Linked DNA regions of Homo sapiens: all the other regions are linked to region 3. Evidence: chromatin contacts called from ENCODE Hi-C or POLR2A ChIA-PET data. All regions are on one chromosome and are shown on one strand. The core of a region is the stretch at or near the end of the contact, and the rest is flanking DNA. Distances in the headings are between cores, read along the strand shown.

What was found. A loop is a pair of places that touch in the nucleus more often than their neighbours do. ChIA-PET counts read pairs that join two places held with the same protein, here RNA polymerase II (POLR2A). Pooled maps may share reads with other maps.
Region 1: a pooled map shows a loop between it and region 3 (4-fold over the local background). The contact joins the promoter of LINC00664 here to the promoter of ZNF714 in region 3. A Hi-C loop is called at or near these places in 1 of 168 maps with a recorded cell type or tissue (mammary epithelial cell) and 5 of 50 pooled maps. POLR2A ChIA-PET finds 5 or more read pairs at or near these places in 1 of 52 experiments (B cell).
Region 2: a loop to region 3 is called in a pooled map, with 5 times the contacts of the local background. The contact joins the promoter of ZNF738 here to the promoter of ZNF714 in region 3. A Hi-C loop is called at or near these places in 1 of 37 single-sample maps with no recorded cell type and 8 of 50 pooled maps. POLR2A ChIA-PET finds 5 or more read pairs at or near these places in 2 of 52 experiments (both WTC11).

What each region holds. Positions count from the first base shown.
Region 1 is chr19:21,482,077-21,485,019 of GRCh38, reverse strand. LINC00664 (long intergenic non-protein coding RNA 664) reads right to left here and starts at 1,305. Exons shown (of 11, transcript NR_037194.1): 1 at 1,014-1,305.
Region 2 is chr19:21,357,690-21,360,728 of GRCh38, reverse strand. ZNF738 (zinc finger protein 738) reads right to left here and starts at 1,729. Exons shown (of 5, transcript NM_001355237.2): 1 at 1,586-1,729. The coding sequence starts at 1,588. RefSeq lists enhancers at 1,368-1,667, 2,459-3,016.
Region 3 is chr19:21,080,922-21,083,973 of GRCh38, reverse strand. ZNF714 (zinc finger protein 714) reads right to left here and starts at 1,771. Exons shown (of 5, transcript NM_182515.4): 1 at 1,626-1,771. RefSeq lists an enhancer at 1,283-1,432.

The sequences.
Region 1 (2,943 bases), core at 56-2,555, 400 kb before region 3:
CTGGTGGATTGCTTGATCACAGGAGTTCGAGACCAGTCTGAGAAACATGGCAGAACCTCATTTCTACAAAAATAAAAAGTAAAAAATGCAAAATAAAGAGCCAGTGTGGTGGTACGTGACTGTAGTACCAGCTACTGGGAGAACTAAGACGGAGGATCCCCTGAGCCCAAGGAGGTCCAGGCTGCAGTGAGCTGTGATCACACACCTGCACTTCAGCCTGGGTGACTAAGAAGACCTCATTTAAAAAAACATACACACACACACACACACACACACACGTATGAAAGAAGAAATTTAAAACAGCAACTTCAGTGTGCAGGAAGGTGCTTAAGAGAGAAAACAAAACAAAACAAAACAATAGTAACTCAATGTACCGTGGAAACAAACTCAAAGTGGGGCTAGAAAAAAAGAAAAAAAAACCCAGAAAGATCCCGAGCCTCAGCTACTCTGGAGGCAGAAACAGGAGGATGGGGCCGGGCATGGTGGCTCACACCTGTAATCCCAGTGCTTTGGGAGGCCAAGGTGGACGAATCACCTGAGGTCGGGAGTTCCAGACCAGCCTGACCAACATGGAGACCCCATCTCTACTACAAATACAAAATTAGCTGGGTGTGGTGGCGCACGCCTGTAATCCCAGCTACTCAGGAGGCTGAGGCGGGAGAATCGCTTGAACTCGGGAGGTGGAGGTTGCAGTAAGCCGAGATTGCCCCATTGCACCCCAGCCTGGGCAACAAGAGCGAAAACTCAAAGAAAGAAAAACAGACAGAAAGAGAAAGAGAAGAGAAGAGAAGAGAAGAGAAGAGAAGAGAAGAGAAGAGAAGAGAAGAGAAGAGAAGAGAAGAGAAGAGAGAAAAGAAAAGAAAAAAGAAAAGGGAGGATGACCTGGGTGAGTCCGGGCAGGTGGAGGGCGCGTGAGCCGTAATCGCACCCTCTGCTGGACCTAAGCGGTACTGCCGCGGGCGAGAGCTATCTAGTCCGTCTTAAACATCTCAAGCTGGAGGCCAAACCCTAACCTTGGGGCTGACATCTGGTCGACCCAGCGGCTGGACAGAGAAGCCAGCCGGTGGCGAGGGCAGAGGCCCACCGGGTCCACACTACGCGCCAAGTGTGGCCGAGTGTGGCGCGCGGGGCCTGAGCCCGTCCGTCTGGAGTATAACTCCGCCAACCTTCCTTCCCAGCGCTCTCCCACACTGTCTGCTGGTCCACTAAGACGGGGAAGAGCTCAAGGGGGGGCGACCGGCCCCTACTCCCCGCCGACCCCTCCTCCCCGCTGCTGAGTGGGAGAGGCCCAGGACCTGGACCGCCACTTCCAGACCACACAGCCACCCCTGAAACGGGGGCTGCCGGGCCACACCCTCTGACGCCCGCGCCTCAGCCATCCCACCACGCTCCCACAGCGGCGTCCCAGCCAGGGCGACGAGCCACCCGCAGGGTGGGAAGAGGAGGAAACCAGAGGGGGTGGACACCAAGCAAGGGAGCCCCACGAACCTGCGGCACCCTCAGAGCAGCATGTGGCCCCTTCGGCGCTCGGAAAGCCCACGGGCGGACCCTTCCAGGCTCTCGGAAGATGGCACAGGACGGTCCCTGATTCTCCATGGGGACTTGGGAAAAGAAATCGGCCAGAGCCTCAAACGGCCAGGACACACATGGGCCCGCAACCGGGCCTGGGGGGTGTCCCCGGCCCCCTGCATCATGCCTGGTGGGTTCCGAGGGTCGGGCCTCCGCAGCTGCGGTGAGCTGGGGACCAGCCCGGGCAGCCCCACACTAAGCTCATGCCGGGAGCACGGTAACAGCCTCCCCTCCACAGCCCTACACGCCAGAGCTATGACTCACAAGGGACGCGCCAGAGCTCTGGCACCATCGGGACTGTTCTGCTGAAGTCTGCAGGACTCCCGAGCTCTGCTCAGCTCACAGCGGGGGCTGTCCCTCCCTCGGCAGCTGCCACTGGAGCTCCAGAGGACAAGAGAACTCTAGAAAGGTGGCCGCCCCTGTGGGCCACAAGCCGTGCCGTCAGCCCAAGCGGCCTCTGGAGGAGGCCTGTACTGCTAGCCGGCCGCTAGGAGGCGCCAAACAACCACCCACGCAATAATCAGCCAGGAAAGAATGAAAAAATACATATATATGCATATACTGATCAAAGAACAATCATACCCAGTCAGGGCGACGATTTTCTAGGCAACAAGGAAGAAGCCAACTTTGAGGTAGGGACAGTAGAGAAGACACAGTTGACCCAGTCTGTGCACAGGCTTCCTTTTCTGTGAGACCTTGGTTTAGGGGACATAACTATATTTCTTTGTAACACAATTACTTATTATAAACGTTATGTTTGTTTATTTACTTATTTGCTTTTTGATTGGAGTCTTTTTTTTTTTTTTTTGAGACGGAGTCTTGCTTTGTCACCCAGGCTAGAGTGCAGTGGGGCAATCTTGGCTCACTGCCATCTCCGCCTCCCGGGTTCAAGCGATTCTAGTACCTCAACCTCCTGAGGAACTGGTATTACAGGCACGCACCACCTCGCCCGGCTAATTTTTTATTGTTAGTAGACACGGGGTTTCGCCATGTTGGCCAGGCTGGTCTCAAACTCCTGACCTCAGGTGATCCAGCCGCCTCAGTCTCCCAAAGTGTTGGGATTACAGGCGTGAGCCACCACGCCCAGCCGATTTTTTTTTATTTCTTATGTGTATGGTCCTGTGATAGACCAGGGGACTTGTAACCTCAGAGTCCATGAGGCCAGAAGTTAACGTCCTAAATGTCTATTTAGAATGAACTTAAATGAACCAAACTCTCTGCCACGAAACTCTCAGAAAGACAAGAGATTAAAAAAAAAATTGCAACCTGGCAATGAATCACGCCTGTAATCCCAGTACTTTAGGAGGCCAAGGCAGGTGCATCGCTTCATCCCAGGAGTTCGAGACCATCCTGGGCAACATGGTAAAACATCAT
Region 2 (3,039 bases), core at 480-2,979, 280 kb before region 3:
TAATTCCAGCACTTTGGCAAGCTGATGCGGGCGGATCACCTGAGGTCAGGAGTTCGAGACCAGCCTGGCCAGCATGGTGAAACCCCCGTCTTTACAAAAACACAAAAATTAGCCAGGTATGATGGCGCGCACCTGTAATCCCAGCTACTAAGGAGGCTGAAGTGGGAGAATTGTTTAAAACCGGGAGGCGGAGGTTGAGGTGAGCCGAGATCGCGCCATTGCACTCCAGCCTGGGAGACAGAGCGAGACTCCATCTCAAAAACAAAACAAAACAAACAAAAAAACACAAATACGTGATAATGTGAATTAGGGAGGAAAAGCTGGCATTTGGGAACCCCAGAAGAAATTGGAAATTTAGTATCTTACTGCAAGCAAGAATGAGGTTGGAGTAATGAGGGATGGGGGTTAGACTTAAGACCCTGATTGGGACCCAGGTGAAAAATGCAGCAGAAAATCAGTTCCCTGTGGAGTGTGAAAATAATTAAGTGGCAGGCAATTAGACTGAGGTTTCTCTAGTCCCTGGGTTCCTACTTCAATTTAAAAAATCTAACTCAGGCGCATTATTTTTAATTACTAAATTCAGAGAAACAAAATTGAGGCTTCACCTACTATAAACTGCCAATTGAGCTCCGATTACATAACCAGGAAATTTTCACCTTTAATGTACAAATTAAAAAACCACGTAACTGTACCTAACCAATTACTAAATTTGGTTTTCTTCATCATGCATTTTACAAAAGACTTTCTTTCAAGCCTCTCCCATAGACCACAAACTAAAAACCACAGCTTGGTGCTCTACAATTCTAGAACCACTTTTTGATTAAATTATTTAATAAGTTAATTTTTTTTTTGAGACAAGAGTCTCGCTCTGTCGCCCAGGCTGGAGTGCAGTGGCACGATCTCGGCTCACTGCAAGCTCTGCCTCCTGGGTTCACGCCATTCTCCTGCCTCAGCCTCCTGAGTAGCTGGGACTACAGGCGCCCGCCACCACGCCCGGCTCATTTTTTGTATTTTTAGTAGAGACGGGGTTTCACCGTGTTAGCCAGGATGGTCTTGATCTCCTGACCTCTGATCCGCCCACCTCGGCCTTCCAAAGTGCTGGGATTACAGGCGTGAGCCACCGCGCCCAGCCTAGAACCACTCTTTGATTAAATTCTTTTAATATTTTTGCAGTGACTCCCATTAACTTTTAATAGGAGATAATAGGAACTGGGAACCCCACGGAACAAACCTCTTCCCATTCATGAACCCGCACCCCAAGTCAGGATTCTCCCCTGACGACCCTCCCACGGTCCCTGCACAATCCGGTAGAGAAGCGGCGCTGCGGGTGCAGAGATTCCCCAGAGAGGGCTCCAGGCAAGGGCACAGTCACTATGCAGGGAAGAGACAGGACGCCCGGGGGCCGGGCTGTCGGCGCAACCGCCATCTTATGGCTGAAGGCGACTGAGGCCGAGCTGGGCAAGGAGAACTCGGGGCGCAGATTGTAGAGCTGACTGCGGGGAGGCCTGAGTCTCGCCACAGCCACTTCCCACCGGTTCCAACCAGCCCTTCCCCTCTCTCGGGATGTTGGACCCCGCACTCTCACCATTTCTAGGCTTCCAGGGTGTCCCGGCGTCTTAGCTGTGGATTCCCAATACCTGCAGGTCACAGGACCAGAGGCTGGGCCTCTAGGAGCAGAGGACACAGAGCAGTGAAGACGAGACCCGGAGTTCCAGCGGCAGCCAAAGACAAAGAAGCGGACAAATCCCGCCACATCCCGGAAGCCGTCCTCTCCGCTCAAGCTGCGTGCCTGATTGGACAGTTCCCAGCCCAGCGTCGCTGATTGGATAACGTTTAAAACCCCACCCTCTCAGGCCCTGACTGACAGAAGATGTAATTAGATGCTGGGCTGAATGAAGAAAGAGTGACCGCCTAGGCTGCAGCCTTTTCAGGCAGGGCTTCCTCCTTGAGCTGAGATAGGCCCACCCCAAAGGGTATTTGCATTCAACCTTGCGTATAAGGTCATATGCATTTGTAAATACTATATCATATGGCTATACATAAATGAAAAGGATATAATAACAAATGTTTTAAAATTTCAGGGTTTTTTTACTTTCCTGGCTTACGGTCCTTTGAGCAGGCAGCCTGAGATTTTAAAAAGGAGGTAATCCTCTGAAATAAAATGTGAGCCACGTGAATTTTGAATTTTCTGGTAGCCAAACTAGAAAATTAAAAAGAAACAAGGGGCCAGGCATGGTGGCTCACGCCTGTAATCCTAGGACTTTAGGAGTACAAGGCGGGCAGATCAAGAGGTCAGGAGTTTGAGACCAGCCTGGCTAACATGGTGAAACCACGTCTCTACTAAAAATACAAAAATTAGCCGGGCGTGGTGGTGGACATCTGTAATCCCAGCTACGCAGGAGGCTGAGGCAGGAGAATTGCTTGAACCCGGGAGGCGGAGGAGGTTGCAGTGAGCAGAGATCGCGCCACTGCACTCCAGCCTGGGCGGACAGAGCGAGACTCCGTTTTGGGGGGTGAAAAATATAAAGAAACAAGAGGCCACGCGCAGTGGCTCACGCCTGTAATCCCAGCACTTTGGGAGGCCGAGGCTGGTGGATCACGAGATCAAGTGATTGAGACCCTCCTGGCAATATGGCTAAACCCTGTCTCTACTGAAAAAAATATAAAAATTAGCCAGGCGTGGTGGCGCATGCCTGTAATCCCAGCTACTGGGGAGGCTGAGGCAGGAGAATCGCTTGAACCCGGGAGGCAGAGGTTGCAGTGAGCCGAGATTGCGCCACTGCACTCCAGCCTAGTGACAGACTGCAACAACAGCAACAACAACAACAACAATAACAAGGAACAGGTTGAATTGATTGTAACAATGTAATTAACCTAATATATACAAAATATCATTTTAATGTGTGAGGAATATGTAATTATTAATGAAGTATATAAATATTTGCAACTAAATTTTTGAAAATAACTCTGTGTTTTACCTTTCTAGCATATCGCGGTTCAGACCAAGCACATTCCAGGCACCCAGGAGCCACACATGGC
Region 3 (3,052 bases), core at 522-3,021:
GGAAGAAAATAAACCAGAAGCTGATATTCACTAGGCACTTTAGCTGACATAACCATGGTGGATATCTTGGTTGATCCCCAGACAGTACTGAAACCCACGACCAGAAAAAAACTAAAGGGTGGCTGAGGACACATCACCTCATAAAGGTTTCAAAGGAATACCTTGACCCAAAAACATTCTGACAAGATCTTTGTACCTAGAGAAGATACAAGGAGAAGAGGCACAGAGAAATTTTACAATACAGTGTCAGGGGATTATTCTTTGCTTTCTTCTCATGGGAAAGTTACAAACAGGTAACAAACCTTTTAAAAAGCGTCATTTAAAGCTTTGTCAAAAAATAATTAATTAAAATATGGTATACAAAAGTACACTAAAAGACAAACAGGTGATAACGTGAATTAGGGAGGAAAAGCTGGCATTAGGGAATGCCAGGAGGAACTGGAAATTTAATATCTTACTGCAAGCCAGAGTGAGGCTGGAGATATGGGGGACGGGAGGTTAGATTTAAGACAGTGCTTGGGACACAGTTGAAAAATGCACCAGAAAATCAGTTCCCCATGGAGTGTGAAAATAATTAAGCGGCGGGAAATTAGACTGAGGTGTCTCTAGTCCCTGGATTCCTACTTTTAAAAAAATCTGGCTGGGCGCGGTGGCTCACGCCTGTAATCCCAGCACTTTGGGGAGGCCGTGGAGGGCAGATCACCTGAGGTCGGGAGTTCGAGACCAGCCTGACCAACATGCAGAAACCCGTCTCTACTAAAACCACAAAATTAGACGGGCGTGGTGGCGCATGCCTGTAATCCCAGCTACCTGGGAGGCTGAAGCATTGGATCGCTTGAACCCGGGAGGCAGAGGTTACGGTGAGACAAGATCGCCCCATTGCACTCCAGCCTGGGCAACAAGAGCGAAACTCCATCTTAAAAAAAAAAAATCTAACTGAGGTGCATTTTTAGTAAATTACTACATTGAGAGAAACAAAATTCATCCTTAACCAACTATAAACTGCCAATTAACATCTAATTACATAACCAGGAAATTTTCACCTTTATTTTACAAATTAAGAAACTATGTATCTGAACCTAACCAATTACTGAATTTGGTTTTCTTCATCATGCTGTTTATAAAAGTCTTTACTTCAAGCCCCGCCCATAAACCATAAATTACAAACCACAGCTGGGTGCTCCACAATTTTTGAATCACGCTTTGATTAAATGCTTTAGTGTTTTAACGGTGACTCCCATACATTTTCAACAGAAGAGGAACTGGAACCCCACGGACCCATTCATAAACCCGCACCCCGAGTCAGGATTCTACCCCTGGGACCCTCCAGTGGTCCCTGCACAATCCGGGAGAGACGCGCCGCTGAGGGTCCAGAGCTGCCCTGAGAGGACTCCAGGTCAGGGCCCAGTCACTGCGCAGGGAAAAGACAGGACGCCCGGGATCCCGCAGTCAGCGCAGCCGCCATCTTATGGCTGAAGGGGACTGAGGCCGAGCTGAGCAAGGAGAACTCCGGGCGCAGATTGTAGAGTTGACTGCGGGGAGGCCTAAGTCCCACCACAGCCACTTCCCACCGCTTACAACCCGCCCCTTCCCCTCTCTCGGGATGTCGGACCCGGCACTCTCACCATTTCTAGGCTTCCGGGGTACCTGGCGTCTTAGCTGTGGATCTCTCAATACCTGCAGGTCACAGGGCCACAGAGGCTGGGCCTCTGCGAGCAGAGGACACAGGGCAGTGAAGGCGAGACCTGCAGCTCCAGCTGCAGCGAGAGACAAAGGCCCCGCCACATCCCCGAAGCCGTCCTGTCCGCTCCAGCTGCAGGCCTGATTGGACGGTTCCCAACCCAGCGTCGCTGATTGGATAACTTTTAAAACCCCACCTTCTCGTGCCCTGAGTGACAGAAGATGTGATCAGTTGCTGGGCTGAGTGAAGAAAGGGTGACAGCCTAGGCTGCAGCCTTCTCAGGCAGGGCTTCCTCCCAGAGCTGAGCCAGGCCCACCCCAGAGGGAATTTGCCTTTAAACTTGTGTGTAAAGTCATATGCATTTATAAATAATATATGGCTCTTCACAAAGGAAAAAATATAATTTTATAATAACAATTATTTTAAAATTTCAGATTTTATGACCTTCCTGGCTTCTTTCTGGTCTTTGAGCAGGCAGGCTGAGATTTTAGAAAGGAGGTAATCCTCTGAAATAAAATGTGAGCCATATGTGAATTTTAAGTTTTCTAGTAGCCAAACTTGAAAAAGAAACAAGAACAGGTTGAATTGATTGTAACAATTTAATTAACCCAATATATCAAAAAAATTTTCATTTTAATGTGTGAGAAATATGTAATTATTAATAAAGTATATAAATATTTGGAACTAAATCTTTGAAACTAACTCTGTATTTTACCTTTCTAGCATCGCACTTCAGACCAGGCGCCACACATGGCCAATAACTGCCACATTGAAGTGCAGCTCTGATGTCAGCGGTGTGAAGGGCCCAAGCAAACCTTTTCTGCCAGAGGTGAAGGAAGAGCCTCTCCCTACCAACATCTCTCTTCCGTTCCGGGGGTGGAACAGATAGTGGCCAAAGAAAGAGGAGACGGCAGCAGGAATAAAATAATTACAAGTAAAGCACTGCTGGATGAGATCACAGGCGCGCGCCACCATGCTCGGCTAATTTTTTGTATTTTTAGTAGACACGGGGTTTCACCATGTTGGCCAGGCTGGTCCTGAACTCCTGACCTCAGGTGATCTGCCCGCTTTGGCCTCCCAAAGTGTTGGGATTACAGGCGTGAGCCACCGCACCCAGCCTCAAAATGTTTTTTCTTTCTTTTTTTTTAATTTTAAAAAATGATGGGAACATGTCAAAGGGAGCCAGCCTGAAAGAACTCCCAATGGTCCATCCTGGAACAATGTTAGCATCCAAATGAATAATTAGAGCACTGACCTATAAAATAAATCAAGTCAAATAAATAAATACCCATGCATTTACACTGATACACAAAAAACTTTAAATAAATAAAAAAGAAAAAAGGATAGGGAAATTTTTTTTTACAGAATTCC